Regions from separate parts of the Homo sapiens genome. Here region 2 is linked to region 1. A link is an interaction called in ENCODE POLR2A ChIA-PET data of the cell type or tissue named here. Cell type or tissue: OCI-LY7. All regions are shown on one strand. Each heading gives the region's core, and the rest is flanking DNA. Links, peaks and the distances in the headings are about the cores only. Region 1 overlaps ANKRD17 (ankyrin repeat domain 17). Region 2 overlaps ANKRD17 (ankyrin repeat domain 17).

Region 1 (5,394 bases), core at 329-5,328:
GCACATGCTTTGCTTGCTGCTCAGACTTTCCAGCAGATCCGTCCACCAAGGTTGCCCATGACCCACTTTGGAGGTACTTTTCCACCAGCTCAATCCACTTGGGGTCCGTTTCCTGTCAGGCCTTTGAGCCCTGCCAGAGCTACTAACTCGCCTAAGCCTCACATGGTGCCTCGCCATAGCAATCAGAATAGCAGTGGTTCTCAGGTGAATTCAGCAGGTTCTTTAACTTCAAGCCCAACAACTACAACCAGTTCATCAGCTTCAACGGTGCCTGGTACATCTACAAATGGCAGTCCAAGTTCACCTTCTGTCCGAAGGCAGCTTTTTGTCACAGTTGTGAAGACATCCAATGCCACCACAACAACAGTCACAACCACGGCAAGCAACAACAACACTGCACCCACAAATGCCACATATCCTATGCCTACTGCCAAAGAACACTATCCAGTATCATCCCCATCTTCCCCATCACCACCAGCCCAGCCAGGAGGGGTTTCTAGAAACAGCCCTTTGGATTGTGGATCAGCATCTCCAAATAAAGTGGCATCTTCCTCCGAACAGGAAGCAGGTAGTCCACCAGTAGTAGAAACAACAAACACTAGACCTCCAAACAGCAGCAGTTCTTCTGGGAGTTCATCAGCTCATTCTAATCAGCAACAACCTCCGGGATCTGTTTCTCAGGAACCAAGACCACCTCTTCAGCAGTCTCAGGTTCCTCCCCCGGAAGTTAGAATGACTGTTCCTCCTTTAGCAACAAGTTCTGCTCCAGTGGCGGTGCCTTCTACTGCCCCAGTGACTTACCCTATGCCTCAGACACCAATGGGATGCCCCCAGCCTACTCCTAAAATGGAAACCCCTGCTATTAGACCACCCCCTCATGGCACAACTGCCCCTCACAAGAATTCAGCTTCAGTGCAAAATTCATCTGTTGCAGTCCTCAGTGTCAATCACATTAAAAGACCTCACAGTGTTCCCTCTTCTGTCCAGCTACCTTCGACCTTAAGTACACAAAGTGCTTGTCAGAATTCAGTACATCCAGCAAATAAGCCTATTGCTCCCAATTTCAGTGCCCCCTTACCATTTGGGCCCTTTAGCACATTGTTTGAAAACAGCCCTACTTCTGCTCATGCCTTCTGGGGAGGATCTGTTGTTTCATCTCAGTCAACACCAGAATCTATGCTATCAGGAAAATCCTCATATTTGCCAAATTCAGATCCTTTACATCAGTCTGATACTTCCAAAGCTCCAGGTTTTAGACCACCATTACAGAGACCTGCTCCAAGTCCCTCAGGTGAGTTTATATTTTCTGAGATTCTGCAGCTGTTCATTTGCACAAGTGATGTGAAAATTCTTGGTCATTTTCTAATATTTTTATTCTCTGGACGATATAGACAAAGATTGTTGGATTTAGTTAACTCAGATGCTGTTGTTTGTGTTTAGTATGGTGTTATTTTTAAAAATCTTTTTAAAAGCTACCATAGATTTTTATTTAATTTTCCATAAATAAGTCTTCTGATCAGGCGGGGTTTTTTTGTTTGTTTGCTTTTTGAGACAGAGTCTCGCTCTGTCACCCAGGCTGGAGTGCAGTGGCATGATCTCAGCTCACCGCAACCTCTGCCTCCCAGATTCAAGTGATTCTCCTGCCTCAGCCTCCCGAGTAGCTGGGATTACAGACGTGCACCACCATGCCTGGCTGATTTTTGTATTTTTAGTAGAGATGGGGTTTCACCATGTTGACCAAGCTGGTCTCGAACTCTCAACCTCAGGTGATTCACCCACCTTGGCCTCCCAAAGTGCTAGGATTACAGGCGTGAGCCACAGTTCCTGGCCTAGGCGTGTTTTTCTCTCTCAGAAGTCTTTCATGTTTTAATTTAATAAGGTACTGTCACCAAAAGTTTACATTTATTACAAATACAAAATAACAGATTTAAAAAATTGGGTTTCATTTCGCATTATCTTTTTTATTTCTAAAATAATTTTAAAAATAGAGCTACACAGTCTGATATGGTAGCCAATAACCATGTGTACTTTTTAAATTTAAATTAATGAAAATTTTAAAAATAAAAAAATTAGCTTCTTAGGCTACCCATATTTAAGTGCTTAAAAAACACTTGTGGCTGGTAGCTACCATATTGGACAGCAAAGATCTAGAACATTTCTATTATCCAAAATTCTACTGGGCAACACTGATATATGTAGAAGATACAAAGATCTCCTGATTGTAAGCTATTGCTTTTTTAAAAAAAACTTTTTACTTTAAAATATTTTTAGATTTATAGAAGAATTCTATAATTCCTCAGCTTCCCTTCATGTGACCATCTTACATAACCATGATACATTTCGAAACTAAAAAAATTAATATTGGTGTAGTACTACTAACTAGACTACAGATTTTAGGCAGATTTCACAAGTTTTTCAAGTAATATCCTTTTTCTATTGTAGGATCTAATCCAGGATGCCAGTTTCCATTTAAAGCTGTTGGGTTTTAATATAAGCATTTCAAGTAATTAAAGATAGTCCACGTAAGAGATGGACACACTATGGTCTATGGGCCAAATTTGGCCTGCTGCCTGTTTTTACATTTCTTAAATGTTTAAAAAAAAATTTTTTTTTTTAAGAATAGGCTTGGCACGGTGGCTTGTGCCCGTAATCCCAGCACTTTGGGAGGCTGAGGTGGGTCGATTGCTTAAGCCCAGGAGTTCCAGACCAGCCTGGGCTTAAGGGGAGACCCCATCTCTACAAAAATATAAAAATTAGCTGGGCATGGTGGTGCATACCTGTAGTCCCAGCTACTTGGGGGGCTGAGGTGGAAGGATGACTTGAGCCCTAGAGGCAGATGTTACAGTGAGCTGAGATCACACCTCTGCATTCCAGCCTGGGTGGAGACCCTGTCTCAAAAAAAAAAAAAAAAATTTAAAAAGAATAAACATGCAACACAAAATATGAAATTTTAATTTCAGTGTTTGTAGAGAAAGCTTTACTGAAACACAGCAATGCCCATTCATTTGCATATTGTATAAGGCTACTTTTATGCTACAATGACAGAATTGAGTAGCTGGGACAGAGACCATGTGACCTGCAAAGCCTAAAATATTTGGTATTTGGCTCTTGGTTGCCAACTCGTTATCTGTGTTATTGGAAATATGACATTCCGGGACAAAAATTTCCAAGTTTAATGGGAACTCAATGTTATTTTTACCTATTTCTGTAACATGTAAATAAAATTTAATGAAGGTGGTCAGTAAATATTCTTTGCTAAAAGTCAACTGAAATATTTATGTGTACTATGAAAAATAATTTATTTTATATTAAAACAATAGAATCAATATAATTAGATTTTAGATCATTATGTGCCAGTGCGTAGGAAATGCTTTAAGTTTGATTTTTATAGTAGTTGGAATTTAATACTTTACCTTTCCAAAAATGTGATAATCTAGGTGTGGGATTCAGAAAGGCTAAAATTAAGCTTTAGAGAACAAAAAAATAAATTCCTATTTTTTGAAAAGGTATAGAAGAAAGACCTCTGTAAGAAAGGTGAGGTTTTTAGGGAGTGTATAGTTGATGAGAGCCAAAATTAGCATTGAAGTTTAACTTACAAGTCAATTACCTAATTCAGGTCATTTTGAGTTAAAGATACTCCTTTTATTACATAGGAAGTATGTCCTTTTATTTTCTCCTAAACCTCTCTCAGATCCTAATTTTCACTTCTCTCTACTTCTTCCTAATTCATTTTGTGTTCCATATTTTTCTTCCTTTGTTTAACTTTTCTTATGTAAATAATTTGATTATTTGTATTTTAGACTCAGATCTGTTTTTATAGTTTGTATTTTGAAAAGTTATTTAAGTCACATAAAGATCTAAGGACAGAATAAGCAGCATAGTAAATACTTGGTATTTCCACATTTATTAATATATTCTCTGCTTGTTAACATCTTTTCAAACTCTCTCCCTCACTCCCCTCCCTTCCTCTCTCCCCTTTTCCTTCTTCCCTCCTTTTTTTTCCTCTCTTTTGCTGCTTCCTTTTCTTCCCCCTCTCTTGTCTTGTCTTACCTGTCTCTCCCCTTCTTCATCCTTCTTTCCTCCTTTTCCCCCTTTCTATCCTATCTCTATTTTCTTTTCTTCCCCATCTTTTGTCAAATCATGAGAAGATAACTTTCAAACATGATACTTTACCCCTAAATACTTTGATATGGATCTTCACAATGTTTGCCTTCACAGCTATGCCACTATTACTGCACCCAATAAAATGAGGATGAATTTGATAATAACACCCAACATAAAATGCCATTTTCCCAAATATATTCTTTCTGACTATGTGTGTCTCTTTTCCTTGCCATTTGATCCAAGACTCAATCAAGATTCACACATTACTTTTGGTTGTTATGTGTCTTTGGTCTCCCTCTGTCTAAAGTATTCTACTGCCTTCCTCTGTAATTCTTGACATTGACTCTGTGGGCAAGTTTAATTCAGTGATTATGTCAATCCATGATTAGATTCAGATCAAATATTTCAGGAAGGAGCATCATATAGGTGATGTTTTGAACCTCACACTGCATTTTATCAATGACAGATTGGCTGGATGTGGTGGCTCACACTTGTAATCCCAACACTTTGGGAGACTGAGACAAGAGGCTCATTTGAGGCCAGAAATTTAAGACCTGCCTGGGCAACATTGTGAGACCTTGCCTCTACAAAAATAAATAAAAAAGCTGGGTGTGGTGGCATGTACCTGTAATCCCACCTACTTGGGAGGCTGAGGCAGGAGGATCACTTGAGCCCAGTAGATGGAGGCTGGGGTGAGCTATGAGCAACAGAGCAATCTCCTGTCTCCTTAAAAAAAAAGAAAAAATGATAAATTGTTCCAGTATTGGCTGTGGAAAGCATGGCCGTGTGGTTAGTATGTAATTATCAGATCTCTTCATTGTAGAATTGTATCTACAGCCCTTTTTTGCCCTGTAGTTTTATACAACTCTTTGGTCCTTAAACCTATTTAAAATCCTACAGATATATATATATATATATATATATATATATATATTTTTTTTTTTTTTTTTTTTTTTGAGATGGAGTCTCACTCGGACGCCCAGGCTGGAGTGCAGTGGCACAATCTAGGCTCACTGCAACCTCCGCCTCCCAGGTTCAAGCATAAAATCCAATATTGACATGTGTTCTATAAAAGCTAATAAAAGGTAAAACAAAAATATAGCTAGGTGTAATGGTGAACACCTGTAGCCCCAGATACTCAGGAGGCTGAGGCAAGAGGGTTGCTTGAGCCCAAGAGTTTGTGGCTACCGTGAGCTATGATCACATGCCACTGCATTCCACCCTGAGCAACAGAGAAAGCTGTCTCCTAAATTAAAAAAAAAAATCGTTGACAATTATTTTCTTTCTTTT
Region 2 (5,394 bases), core at 122-5,121, 98 kb before region 1:
CATAAGCTAAGACCTGAAGAACGAAAGGGTTGGGAAAAGCATTCCAGACAGCTGAGTGCGATGGCTCACGCCTGTAATGCCAGCACTTTGGGTGGCTGAGGGGGCGGAATGGTAGCCAGGCATGGTGGTGACCGCCTGTAGTCCCAGCTGCTCAGGAGGCTGAGGTGGGAAAATAGCTTGAACCCAGGAAATGGAGGTTGCAGTGAACCAAGATGGCGCCACTGCACTCCAACAGAGTGGGACTCCGTTTCAAAAAAAAAAAAAAAAAAAACATTCCAGGCAGAGGAATATCACCGTATATGTATGATTAATTTTATTTGTGTGTGTGTGAGATTTGTGACAGAGAAACAGAAAAAAGAAAGGATTATATTTCTTAGTGTTCTCTATTATCCCCTTTCTTGTAGTTGTCTTTTATACTACTACTAAATTTAATTTGCTATTGGGTTTTTGTTGTTGTTGTTGTTATCTCGTTTAGGTTTGTTAATTGGCTATCTATAATGAACTAGAGAGTTTTTCCATCTGTTTTCTGGGCCTTGTAAATAAAAAAGTAGTGCTCTATTCCTTAAATGTTATAATAATGCTATGTAATTTTGATAGAAGTTGCCTCTAAATTCATTTGGGTTTAGGTGCCGTTTTGAAGGGTTAGATTTATCTGTCATTGACGTTGCTTCAGTGGACATATTCTACTTAGGTTGTCTACCATTTCTTGAGTTAATTTTGATTATCTTTCTTTCTAGAAAACCATCCATTTTGTTTAAGACTTTTAGATTTATTGATTCATAGATGTGCTCAACTTTCTGACTTTAATAACTCCTTATATTTTTCTCTGTCTCTCATTTTTCATAATCATTCTCGCCAAAGGCTTATATCCTCTTTCTAGACTTTACCCAAGAAACTGTGTTTGGTTTTATTAATGAAACTTTTACCTCTTCTCAATTTTCTCATTTTTGTTTTTTCATTATAAATTATGTTGATGCATTTTGATTTGTATTCTATTTTGAAGCTTTTCATTTATTTATTTTAAATCTCAGGTTCTAATGAATTTAATACATTTCAAGCTCTAAATTTTTCTTTTCTTTTTTGTTTTTTTTAGACGGAGTCTCACTCTGTCGCCCAGGCTGGAGTGCAGTGGCACAATCTCGGCTCACTGCAGCCTCTGCCTCCCGGGTTCAAGCAATTCTTCTGCCTCAGCCTCCTGAGTAGCGGGGACTACAGGCGCATACCACCATGCCCGGCTAATTTTTATATTTTTAGTAGAGATGAGGAGTCACCATATTGGCCAGGCTGGTCTCGAACCCCTGACCTCATGATCCGCCTACCTTGGCCTCCCAAAATGCTGGGATTACAGGTGTGAGCCACCATACCTGGCCTAAATTTTTCTTTAAAGATCGCTATGGCTAAATCCCATATGAAATAATATGCTTATAATTTTATTTTTCATTTACTCTGTATTCTGAGAGTTAATAGTAGGCTTTTTTTTTCCTTTTCTTTTTAAATTTTAAAGTAGTGTCGTCATCTTATAGCTAAGTTTTAGTTTCTTTCAACTTTATGGACCAAGAATGTGCCCTTGTATAATTTCTTCATTTTGAAATGTGTTGAGATTTTCTGTTTTGCTTAAGATATGATCAGGTTTTTGTTTTTAAAGACTTTTCTCTGTTTGTGATATACTAAGTTCTAGTTCACTATGAAATATAAGTATTACAGTTAATTACTTCTATTTCTAAATCCTCTTTATCCTGCCCCTGGAAAAATGGTCTTCCATGAAACTGGTCTCTGGTGTCAAAAAGGTTGGGGAGCACTGCCCTAGAACATAGGCTTTTGGCATTATTTCATTTGAATCCTGGCTTTCATATTTTCAAAATAATCAGAAATCTTTGTGATATATTTATGTTATATACTTCTGTTAACAGTGGAGGATGTCCAGGTTCTTGGCATCTGGAACAAAGAATTGGACAAAACACACAAACAAAGCAAGGAAGGAATGACGGGATTTATTGAAAATGGAAGTACACTCAACAGTGTGGGAGCAGGCCCAAGCATTGGTGCTCAAAGGCCTCCTTACAGAATTTTTGAGAGTTTAAGTCCCCTCTAGAGGATTCCATTGGTTACTTCAGTATGTCCTATGTAAATGGAGGAGATGAAGTAAAGTTACAAAGTCATTTATGGCATATACTCTAACAGAGAGGATATTTCCTGTTACAGCCGAAATGTGACTCGGCCTTATGTTCCCTGCCAACAGACCCCATTTTCCTGTCTCACTTCCACTTTTATAACTTTAGTGAATCATATATTAAGAATTACCTGAGATATTAAAAATACGTTGTATTATACTGGTTTCTTTTCTAGCTGCTTAGTCTTGCAATTCCAAGGCTGCCCCTTTCTTGGATGGGTTTTTCTTCTTGAAGTAATATTTTCTCTAAATTCAGAAAATGTTTGTGGCTTTTAAATTTCATAGTGTTTACATACCTAAAAAAATTTCATTATACAGTTTGGAATTTTACTTTCAAACTGTTCATCAGAACTTTTAATTGCACAGATATCTTCTAGCATCTGGTGCTGTATTTAGGAAGTCTGATGTCAGTCTGACCCCTAACAGGTCCCCACTGCTACCATCCTGGAAGTTTTCTAGACTTTATATCCTTAGAAGTTTGAAATGTCACCAGGCTTATGACTACAGGTTTTGTGGTGTGTATATATGTGTGTGTGTGTATCTGTGTGTGTTGTAAAGCCATCTTATAAGAATATTTATATTCTGCAGCTGCTTTTACAATAATTGATAAATGATAATTCCTGGAGCAGGCTAAATTCATAATTGAATTGCATCCTACTATTGATAAGTAATTTTGGGAGAATTTTTGACAAACCATATAACTTTAATTCTGTTACAGAAAAACCACTTAGAAACTCTAGATTTGAGAATTCCATAGAACTTTGTCTTATTTGAAATATTCATAATTTGTCCACTTTGTAAAGTTTATGTTAAAAATTTTATATTGAATTGTTAGTAATGTCATACTCAATTGTTGCAGGCAAATAGCAGTTTGAAGCATAAGAAGTCACGTTTTACGAAAGTGCTATAGAACAAAGCTGTGTTAACTGTTATATCACTGATTCCTAGATTATAGTAGCTGCTTAATATTTGTCAAATTGATAGACAAGTATGAATGAAAAAATATAAGAATAGATCAGTGGTTTATTCTGTAAATAGACTTTTTGAAAGGTAAATTATCTTTAATGAGGTTCACTTTAGTTTTATTTACTATAATCTCAGAATACCATAATGAATCATTGACCATTCTTTTTACAAGAAAGATTTTATTTCTTTAAGTGGGTTTTTATTTTCTTTCAACTTTTCAAATTTCAGTCTTATACTTGGATTAGTGTTCTGTGACATTACTGAAGATTTTGTCTTTGTATGTATAGAAAAAATATTTGAATTGTATTAATTTTGGAATAATTTACCCCATTAAGAATTGTGGTATTTTATCAAAGTTTACCCTTATTTAAGACTATAAAAAATACAGACAAAAGGAATTATTTCTGGGTCATGTTCAGAAGAGACTAAATTGTGATGACTTTACAATTATGAATACTTCTTATTTCTTATTTTATGTGTAAATCTGCTTATCAGTATTCAAAGAACTATAAGAGCAGATAGCCATATTTTTCCAGGCTTACTTGAGAGCCAGAAATTATTATAATTTCTTAATAAATTAAGAATTTATTCAGTCACTGTCATAAAATGATCATAAACTCAAGTTTCTTAATTTTTCTATTCACTTTTTAATATTCAGTTTTTAAAATATGTATTCATATGTAAAATGTATTTCATATTGATAAAACCAAAATTAAGACTGTTGTTGCCTTCAATTATGTTCACATAGCCTGTGCTTTGAATATCAGTGAATATGTTTTATATGTATGAGTTATATAATTCATCCCATAATGATAGCCGTAAGTCATTTCTAATGAACTTTTATTTTTTGTAGCCAAAGTGGTGTTAGTTATGGATTTATGTCTGTAAACCCATTTTATGTTACTGAAATGTCTAAATTGGTCCTAAAAATCAATCATTGACACTTACTAAAAGAAAAATTTAGAAAAAATATAAAATCTTTTTGGAGGGATTTTTCTGCATTGACTGGATTTATTAAGAGATCTTAAAATTTTAAGTATGGTAAATTTTTGACTGAAGATAACTTCTTTTCCTGGAATAAGTGTGGGGATTATTTGTTTTAAAATGCTTTTATAATATAGTCAAAATTTAGAACACCTTTTCTGAAATGTAGATTACTGGTTTAAAATTCAGATTACCAGCTTTTGAGATTCAGTGATAAATAGAGTATTTTCCAGAACAACAAAAACAATAATAAATATTTTTATTTATTACCAGCTTTTGAGATTCATTGATAAATAGGGTATTTTCCAGAACAACAAAAACAATAATAAATATTTTTTATTTATTTTTTAAATATTTTTTATTTATTATTATTTTTTCTTCGGAAAACATCAGATGGGGGATGGGGTTAGTGTTGAATGTAAAGAAGTCTAAATTTTGCGGTTGCCAGCATTTTACTTTTATAAAGTATGTTTATGCTTAGAGACTGGCCCTTTTTTCCATCTTCACCTCACATAATGCATTTGTTTTACTTAAGTTCGTAATTGGTTGTTTTGTCTCTGGTGTCACAGCTGTCTAAAATGATCTTTAACATGGTCTCTAATTATCTTTATTTTACCAGTTATTTGCCTTAATGCTTAAATCCTTCAGTAACTTAATATAAATTCTGAACGCAGCACAGTATTGAAAGGCGCCATCTTCCTGAAGCATCATTGCTTTTAGCACTCTCATTCATAATTGTTTTCTCATTTCTCTGCACAATCACTGTATTAGTATCTGTTTAGTACTTCTTTCAAACTTGTTTGATAGTTATTTGCACATAGAGTTGCCTTTCTTTATTGTGTATTTATGGAAGGTATTGATTATAACAAAATTATTTTTGTGTTTGTATAATCCAATGAGTAGCCTACTGCTTTGCACTTAGTATGTAATTTGTAGTTATTTGTTAAGTTGGAGTTTGTATGTATGGTATCAGTTAATTAAAATATACTAGTTTTCTTTTCTTTTTTTTTTTTTTTTTTTTTTTTTGAGAGGAAGTCTAGCTCTTGTCCCTCAGGCTGGGTGCAATGGCGCTATCTTGGCTCACAGCAACCTCTGCCTCCCAGATTCAAGTGATTCTCCTGTCTCAGCCTCCTGAGTAGCTAGGATTACAGGCACCTGCCACAACACCTGGCTAATTTTTGTATTTTAAATAGCAATAGGCTTTCACCATGTTGGCCAGGCTGGTCTCGAACTCCTGACCTCAGGTGATCTGCCCGCCTTGGCCTCCCAAAATG

What was found. Peaks named below come from ENCODE experiments on the same cell type or tissue, not always from the same donor. Only the 100,000 strongest peaks of a DNase experiment are listed, where the experiment ranks them.
Region 2: POLR2A ChIA-PET joins it to region 1 with 6 read pairs; 3 of 35 experiments call an interaction of 5 or more read pairs at or near these places.

Annotation. Positions count from the first base shown.
Region 1 is chr4:73,086,564-73,091,957 of GRCh38, reverse strand. It overlaps ANKRD17 (ankyrin repeat domain 17), which reads left to right. Exons shown (of 34, transcript NM_032217.5): 29 at 1-1,291. Among named protein-coding and RNA genes, the nearest start is that of COX18, 20 kb to the right of the region's middle. In OCI-LY7, for the core only: no CTCF peak of the experiment used is centred there; no DNase peak of the experiment used is centred there; H3K4me3 peaks cover 86 bases; H3K27ac peaks cover 200 bases.
Region 2 is chr4:73,184,281-73,189,674 of GRCh38, reverse strand. All of the region lies in intron 1 of ANKRD17 (ankyrin repeat domain 17), which reads left to right. Among named protein-coding and RNA genes, the nearest start is that of ANKRD17, 72 kb to the left of the region's middle. In OCI-LY7, for the core only: no CTCF peak of the experiment used is centred there; a DNase peak (open chromatin) is centred at 2,164; H3K4me3 peaks cover 358 bases; H3K27ac peaks cover 902 bases.